2 separate regions of the Homo sapiens genome follow, and region 1 is linked to region 2. Evidence: chromatin contacts called from ENCODE Hi-C or POLR2A ChIA-PET data. All regions are on one chromosome and are shown on one strand. Each heading gives the region's core, a stretch centred on a gene start or an enhancer-like site at or near the end of the contact. The rest is flanking DNA. Distances are from core to core; before and after follow the strand shown.

Region 1 (3,853 bases), core at 209-2,708, 540 kb before region 2:
TCTCCTGCCTCTGCCTCCTGAGTAGCTGGGATAACAGGCGTGTGCCACCATGCCCAGCCAATTTATTTTTATTTTTATTTTTAGTAGAGATGGGGTTTCACCATGTTGGCCAGGCTGGTCTCGAACTCCTGACCTCGGGTGATTCACTCACCTCAGCCTCCCAGAGTGCTGGGATTACAGGCGTGAGCCACCTTGCCCAGCCTAATTTTTGTATTTTTTTTTGTAGTGACTGGGTTTCCCCATGTTGGCCAGGCTGGTCTCGAACTGAGCTCAGGTGATCCACCTGCCTCGGCCTCCCAAAGTGAGCCACCATGCCTGGCCACCCCCTTTTTTTTTTTTAATCCGTATTTTAAGGAAGCAACACTATATGTTTAACTTTTTGAGAAGCTGCCAGACTGTTTTCCAAAGTGGTTGCACCATTTTACAGTCCCACCAGCAGTACATGAGGGTTCCGATTTCCACTGGAGGATTTTAAACAGGGGAATGACATGATCCGACTTTTAAAAGATCCCGCAGCAGGTCATGGTGGCTCACGCCTGTAATCCCAACACTTTGGGAGGTCGAGGTGGGTGGATCACCTGAGGTCAGGAGTTCGAGACCAGCCTGACCAATATCGTGAAACCCCGTCTTACTAAAAATACAAAAATTAGCCGGGCATGGTAGCCTGCGCCTGTAGTCCCAGCTACTCGGGAGGCTGAGACAGGAGAATCGCTTGAACCCGGAAGGCGGAGGTTTCAGTGAGCCAAGATTGCGCCACCGCACTCCAGCCTGGGTAACAGCGCAAGGCTCCGTCTCAAAAAAGAAAAAGAAAGTGTCCTGATAATGTCTGCGGGGAGGATGGATTGTAAGGATACAAGATTAGAAGCGGGCAGCAGTCTTGAATGGTGCCTTAGGAACTGTAGTAGGGGGATAGTAATAGGACAGTTTGGGGATATATTTGGAGGTGGCTGAACTGCCAGAAAAAGAGGTCATTTCCAGACTTTTGGGGTGCAGGAGCCCCTGTGGACTTTCCAAGGATCTCACCGTGCCAGCCTCCCCTAGCAGAGCCCCCTGTCTCCCGCCTAGGAGCTGAAAATCCTGGTGGACTACGACGAGAAAGGCTACCTCCTGCAGATCTTCACCAAACCGGTGCAGGACCGGCCCACGCTCTTCCTGGAAGTCATCCAGCGCCACAACCACCAGGTACTGCTTGTCCCCGGCAGGCCCGAGGGGACAGGCAGCTAGCACACTCGGTTTTCTGGGTCCTTGGCTCATCTCCTCTCTTTCCCGCCACAGGGTTTTGGAGCCGGCAACTTCAACTCACTGTTCAAGGCTTTCGAGGAGGAGCAGAACCTGCGGGGTAACCTCACCAACATGGAGACCAATGGGGTGGTGCCCGGCATGTAAGCCCCGCCCACCCCACGGAGGCCACAGCCACACAGCCACGCCCCCTGATTCTGGAACTCGCCCAACTTCCCTACTGGCTGCTCCCCTTGGGTCCCGCCCACCAGCGGACTCGGCCCCCAAGGCTCCGCCCACACTGACCACGCCCCTCGGCGGGGCCGCCCTCTGCTCCAGCCCTCCCGATTAAAGCGTGCCCCGGTCCAATACTGTGTCTGTGTTTGTGTTGCGCATAAGGCAGTAGTGCCTTATGGCAGCCAGGGGGAGGCCAGGGCGGCCGCCAGCGCCGCGGGACCGAGGAGCTGCGGGTGCCAGCGCTTTGCCAGCGGGACCACGCGGAGAGGGGAATTCTGGAACCAGGGAAGGAAGGGGACTTGCTCTGGAGGGAAAGACGGATGACACTGCTTTTGTAGAGAGATAAACGCGATTCAGACAATAAAGCAAGCGATGAGCCGGGCGTGGTGGCTCACACCTGTAATTTCAGCGCTTTGGGAGGCAGAGGTGGGAGGATCGCTTGAGGCCAGGAGTTCGAGCCCAGCCCGGTAACATAGCAAGACCCCGACCCCCCTGCGTCTACACAAATAACAAATAAAAATTAGCCTGGCGTAGTGGCGCACACCTGTGGTCCCAGCTACTCAGGAGGCTGAGGTGGGAGGATCGATTGATGGACAGAGGTCTAAGCTGCAGCGAGCCCTGATCCTGACACTGCACTCCAGCCTGGGCAAGAGTGAGACCCTGTCTCAAAAAAAAAAAAGGCAGTTGATGAGAATATGTGGAAGCGAAGATCGCAGGGGAGCTAATTTTGATAACGGAAGACCTCTCCGAGAAGGTGACATTTGGGAGCCAGCCATGGGACCATGCTCGGGAAAAGGATTCCAGGAAGAGCGAACGGAGAAAGGCCCTGAGGTGGGGTCAGAGTTTGGCAGCATCTTGTCTGCCGGCTTGATGATCTCTTTTTGTTGTTGTTGAGACGGAGTTTCGCTCTGTCCCCCAGGCTGGAGTGCAGTGGTGCGATCTCGGCTCACTGCAAGCTCCGCCTCCCGGGTTCACGCCATTCTCCTGCCTCAGCCTCCCGAGTAGCTGGGACTACAGGCGCCCGCCACCACGCCCGGCTAATTTTTTGTATTTTTAGCAGAGACGGAGTTTCACCTTGTTAGCCAGGATGGTCTCGGCCTCCCAAAGTGCTGGGATTACAGGCGTGAGCCACCGCGCCCGGCCGATGATCTCTAAAGATGAGCTGTCTTCAGTTTTGCTACCCAGAGCCCAAACCTCTGAACACAGGAGAGGGGAGAGTGTTAGACAAGGGACTCTAGGGGCAGCATCCCTGCTCATCAACTGTAGGATATGGTCCCTTGGTTCCTGGTCTCAGAGATAAAGCAGGTAGGAGGGGCCTGGTATCCCAGTCCCTGCCCTCAGCAGGGCAGTGCCCATGACCACCCACGCAGCTGCACTGCCCCAGCCTTGCCCGCAGTGAGGACTTCTTTTGGAAAGGGGCTTGTTCATACTCATAGAAGAGTGAGTGATCCTTGCAAAAGAATGAGGCAGCTGGGTCCTAAAACCCTAGGAAGGAGATTCTTTCTTCAAAACCAGGTAAGAGTTGGTGGTGGGCAAATTTGGCCTCTTTTTTTTTTCTTTTTCTCTCTTTTTTTTTTTTTTTTAGACAGAGTCTCACTCCATTGCTCAGGCTGGAGTGCAGTGGTGTGCTCTTGGCTTACTGCAACCTCCACCTTCTGAGCTCAGGTGATCCTCCTACCTCAGCCTCCCAAGTAGCTGGGACTATAGGCATGTGCCACCACGCCCAGCTAATTTTGTTTTTATTTTTCATGGAGATGGGATCTCACTATGTTGGCCAGTCTCGAATTCCTGGTCTCAGGTGATCCGCCCACCTCAGCCTTCCAAAGTGCTGGAATTATAGGAATGAGCCACTGTCTCTGGCCTCTTTCTGCTTCTAATGCTTGAGAACCCTCCGTGAGGATAAGTCAACTCAGAGCTAGGAGGCAGCAGAGCTCAATAGAAGAAAAAAATACTCTGAGTTGGTATAATGGTGGGAATTGGGGATTTTTTTCAGATTATAGAAGAAATCAGAGCTTCTGGGATCACGAACTTCAGAAATAAAGAGATCAGAGAGAACCCAAAGGATTCCGTGCAAAAAAAATACTCCCCCTCTATTCTCCTGTGACTTAATGTGAAGAAGGGAAATTGTATAACCCAGAAGGATGCAAACTAGTGGCTTACAGACCAAATGTGGCTCATAGACCTACTTCGTTTTGCCTGCATGGTTTCAAACAAATTTGAGTCAACATTTTAGAAAGTTGGGCACATATGGCCAGGTGCGGTAGCTCATGCCTGTAATCCCAGCACTTTGGGAGGCTGAGGCAGGTGGATCACTTGAGGTCAGGAGTTAGAGACCAGCCTGCCCAACAGGGTGAAACCTCGCCTCTACTAAAAATACAAAAATTAGCCGGGAATGGAG
Region 2 (4,271 bases), core at 128-2,627:
AAGATTAGCCTGGACAACATGGTGAAACCCCATCTCTACGAAAAATACAAAAATTAGCCAAGTATGGTGGCCGGCGCCTGTAATCCCAGCTACTCGGGAGACTGAGGCAGAGAACTGCTTGAACCTGGGAGGCAGAGGTTGCAGTGATCCGAGATCGCGTCACTGCACTCCAGCGTGGGCGACAGAGCGAGACTCCGTTTCAGAAAAGAAAAAAAAAAAAAAAAAAAAGGGAGTCGGGGTGGAGCTCTCATTGGCTCGTTGCATGTGAGTGTCCCTACGGCCTAGAAATACAAGAGAAGCACATCGGAACGGGCTGGAAATCCACCCAGTTAACTAGAGGGCTTTGAACCTTTTATTAACTTGGAGGTTGACTCTCCTGTCAACTCGATTCCCTTTTGGCTGTTTGGCAGGGTCAGTGAGACATCCCCTGGGTCGCTCGACCCCGTAGGACGGTTCAGGGAGCCCTCCAGGTCTTCGTTTCTCCTCTTCCCCGCACAGTGCTGTTATCCAGCTGGGGGATCCAACGCACACTTAAGGCTCCAGCAAAGTAAGTGCCAAAAAGGGGAGAATGGGAAGAATATGCTGTATTTCACAAAAAGCATCTAAGTAGCCATCTGGAAAAGCCAGAATGAACTTCAATGGTGCATCCAGGTGGGCTGGGGATGGGAGAGGAACGCCTTCCCCCAGCCTTTAGGGCCGGCCCTGAGCAAGTGGTCAGTCGGCAGGCAGCTGCGGAAGGGGGCTCCCCCGAGTCGGTGGTGGCCCAAAGTCCAGGCCGCATCCACCGCCCGGCGCCTAGCGCAGGGGCAGCAGCCGGGTCGCCACAGGAGGGGCCCCGGGTGTTCTTGCCGGCTTGGGGGAACTTTCCCAGGGTCAGCCCGGAGGCGCCCTGCAGCCCCGGCATTTGGCTAAACAAAGCAAGCGCTGCCGGCGCGGCCCGCCCGAGGGCGCCGCGGGAAGAACCTGGGCAGGTGCGCGCCGCGGGCGAGCGGGTACAAAGTTGCGGCGCCACCTCCTGCGCTCCGCGCCCCTCCAGGCTCTCCTCCCAGCCGCCTCCGATCCTCCCGGCCGGGCCTCTCTTCCCCCGTTCTTCGCCTCCTCCCTTTCTGCTCCTTGCCCTTCGCCTCTTCGCTACTTTCGTCTTTGCAGGCTCCCGCCTCCCCACCCCTCCCCGGCGCAGGGCCGAGCCGGCGGGGGCGCGCAGGGGGCGGTGCGCGGCGGGCGCGGGCGGTTCCGCTTTCGGGTTTCCCGCCGCCGTGGCCAATCCCCGCGCTGCCCGGGGCGGCGACGCGCCCAAGCCGAGCCGGGCGGCTCCTCCCGCCCCCGCCCCCCGCGCGCCCGCCGCCCGGGCGGAGGAGAGGAGCGCGCGGCCGCGCAGAGCAAGCTGAGCCGAGCCGAGCCGAGCTGGGGGCGCAGAGCGCGGGAGGCGGCGGCGGCGCGGAGCCCAGGTGAGCTGGCGGTAGCCGGGCCCGGGGCAAGGGACGCAGCCGCCGCGGCCCCGGGCGCCCGCTCCGTTTCCCTCTCGAGGCGGGGGACCGCCGCCGGCATGGCACACAAAGCCCGGAGGCTGGCCTGGGGCTCCCAACACGGAGGGACCCCACGTGCGCCTCCCCACGCCCCGCCACGTGGAGGGACACGGTCCCCGACAGCCCTTCCCCCGCGTCCTCTGGGCGCCCTGGGCCTCGGGATGGCCTCCTCGGCTGGGCCGCGCCCTGTCCGGGTGGCAGGGGCGGTCCTGGAGTTTGGAACCGGGGTCACCGGGGGCCGGGTCCGTCAGGGTTCGTGGAGGCGGCCTAGGCCCAGCCCCTCGCGTTTGACAGGTGGGGAAATCTGGAGCGTTCCGGGGAAGAGAGGACCAGCGGACTTGGAGCACCCCCACCCCGCAGCCTGCCTGTCTCGGGGCAAACCCAGGCCCTGGTGGCTTGGACACCAGGTGGCAGGACCCTAGGCCAGCAGTTGTGGGGACCTAGGGGACCTTTGGCTGTCTTCGGTCTGCCCTTTGACCACCCCCACCGCACCTCTTCTCTCAGCCGGAGCCTCACAGGCTTGGTCCTTCTGACCTAAATTCACCTCGGGGTTGCAGTATGCTGTGAATGCGGAGAGGCGTCCGCCTGACTCTCAGGGACACTGGACCCAGCCCCTCTCAGCATTGGGGCTCTGTGCCTGGGGTGCCACCCGACCCAGCCTTGAGCTTTTCCTGGCTTTCCCCCAGCCCCTGCACTGCCTAGCTGGGGAAGTGGGTGCTTTCACAGCTCTGCCAGCCTGCCCTCCTGGCCACTCTCACTTAGTGCTGGACAGGATGCAGCTCAGCCCCTCCGATCTCCCCGAGAAGGCTGAGCTTTGGGGAGGGCGTCTCAGTGCTATCAGCAAGAGAGGGATACCTGGCCTCCGGATGGGACCTGCAGCGTCCATCTCCCTACAGGCTACTTTTACCTTCCCCAGCCTGGTGTTTGGAGTCTCCACGCAGGGGATAGAAACTTCAGGTGCCCTAGAGCTGTGCTGCCATTTACCACTCCCCCTCCCCTAGCTCTGCCCCCAGAGGAGAGAGAAGAGGATGGCTTTATGTCCCCATAAGCTCCTTTGTTCCTTGGAGGAGGCGGGGGCTGCAACAAGGGGAGGGCTTTGGGGGAGTTAGCCACCCTCTTCCCTAATCACCCCACAAAAACATGCAGTTTCAGAATAAATAGTGTGCATGCCATGCAAATGCAGCTTTAGGGCAAGCCCCACATACCCCTTCCAGACTGCTGCTCATACACCCTTCCTATGGAGGAAGCAGGCATTGGTGACACACACCCTTCCTATGGAGGAAGCAGGCATTGGTGATGAGGACGCAAAACATATTTTTGTAATGAAGAGTAATAGCCATCATTTGATGAGCCCCTAACTTGGATAATAATAAGAATACTTATTTATTTATTTTGAGACGGAGTCTCTGTTGCCCAGGGTGGAGTGCAGTGGCACAATCTTGGCTCACTGCAACCTCCGCCTCCCGGGTTCAAGCGATTCTCATGCCTCAGCCTCTCCAGTAGCTGGGATTACAGGCGCCCACCACCATGCCTGGCTAATTTCTGTATTTTTAGTAGAGAAGGGGTTTCACCATGTTGGTCAGGCTGGTCTTGAACTCCTTACCTCAAGTGATCCGCCTACGTCAGTCTCCCAAGTGCTAGGATTACAGGCATGAGCTGCCACCTGGCCCTGGACAATAATAATAATAACAGTATTAAAAACTAACATCTATTGAGTTCTTGCTGCCTGCCAGATTCTGTGCTATGTGTTACATGCATTATCTCATTTAATGCCTACCAAATCCTACAACGTAGGGAATTTTAACCCCATAGTAGAGATTAGGAGACTGAGGTTTACAGAAATCCTGCAGTGTTGCTAGGATTTAGCCCCATTTTATAGAAGGGCTCAGAGAAGTTAAGTAACTTGCTCAGGGTCACACAGCCAGTGCAGGCATGTCAGGCCTTAGAACCTTTGTGCACCTGTTCAAGAGCAGAGACCCTGGCAAGGCTGCCCTGAGCTTCTTGAGGAGCCCAGGAGTTTGTTTTGTTTTGTTTATTCACTACATCAGTGTTTGCCGATGCAGCTCTATGCAGGGTCTGTAGTACTGCCCATCCTTAGATATGGCTAGTGGGCTGGTAGCTAAATATAGTCACTAATAACAATGCACTAGTTCTCATCCGGGGGTGGTCCCACCCTCCTGGCAGGGATTTGGGAAAGTGTGGGGGCGACTTTTGGTTGTCAAAATGATGCTAAGCACTCCTGGCTTTTAGTGGGCGGGAGTCAGGGATGCCTACTAAAGTGTCCTGTAGGCAGGCCAGGGCCACGACATAAAGAATCACCCTCCCCTGGCTGGGCGTGGTGGCTCACGCTTGTAATCCCAGCACTTTGGGAGGCCGAGGCAGGAGGATCACCTGAGGTCAGGAGTTCGAGACCAGCCTGGCCAACATGGTGAAACCCCATCTCTACTAAAAATACAAAAATTAGCTGGGCGTGGTGGCACACACCTGTAATCCCAGCTACTTGGGAGGCTGAGGCAGGAGAATCACTTGAACCTGGAAGGCGGAGGTTGCAGTGTGCTGAGATCGTGCCATTGCACTCCAGCGTGGGGCACAAGAAGGAGACTTCCTCTCAAAAAACAAACAAAAAACAAAAAAAAATCACCCTCCCCCAAATGCCAGCAGTGCCACTGTTGAGAAACACCACAAGGAATGAGTGCTGTTGTGATCGAAGGAGCACAGGGCACTGAGGGTTCTGGAGAAATCTCC

What was found. A loop is a pair of places that touch in the nucleus more often than their neighbours do. ChIA-PET counts read pairs that join two places held with the same protein, here RNA polymerase II (POLR2A). Pooled maps may share reads with other maps.
Region 1: a loop to region 2 is called in a map of CD8-positive, alpha-beta T cell, with 10 times the contacts of the local background. The contact joins the enhancer-like site here to the promoter of CAMKK2 in region 2. A Hi-C loop is called at or near these places in 1 of 168 maps with a recorded cell type or tissue (CD8-positive, alpha-beta T cell) and 8 of 50 pooled maps. POLR2A ChIA-PET finds 5 or more read pairs at or near these places in 2 of 52 experiments (activated T-cell and activated naive CD4-positive, alpha-beta T cell).

Annotation. Positions count from the first base shown.
Region 1 is chr12:121,837,261-121,841,113 of GRCh38, reverse strand. HPD (4-hydroxyphenylpyruvate dioxygenase) reads left to right here. Exons shown (of 14, transcript NM_002150.3): 13 at 1,066-1,182; 14 at 1,276-1,587. The coding sequence ends at 1,386. Among named protein-coding and RNA genes, the nearest start is that of TIALD, 17 kb to the left of the region's middle. RefSeq lists enhancers at 255-924, 1,596-2,266 and a silencer at 1,434-1,633. Within about 2 kb of position 1,458, at least 16 of the 41 ENCODE cell types and tissues checked have a DNase peak (open chromatin) inside an H3K27ac peak, as active enhancers do.
Region 2 is chr12:121,293,815-121,298,085 of GRCh38, reverse strand. It overlaps CAMKK2 (calcium/calmodulin dependent protein kinase kinase 2), which reads left to right and starts at 1,377. Exons shown (of 17, transcript NM_001270485.2): 1 at 1,377-1,448. RefSeq lists a silencer at 692-1,841.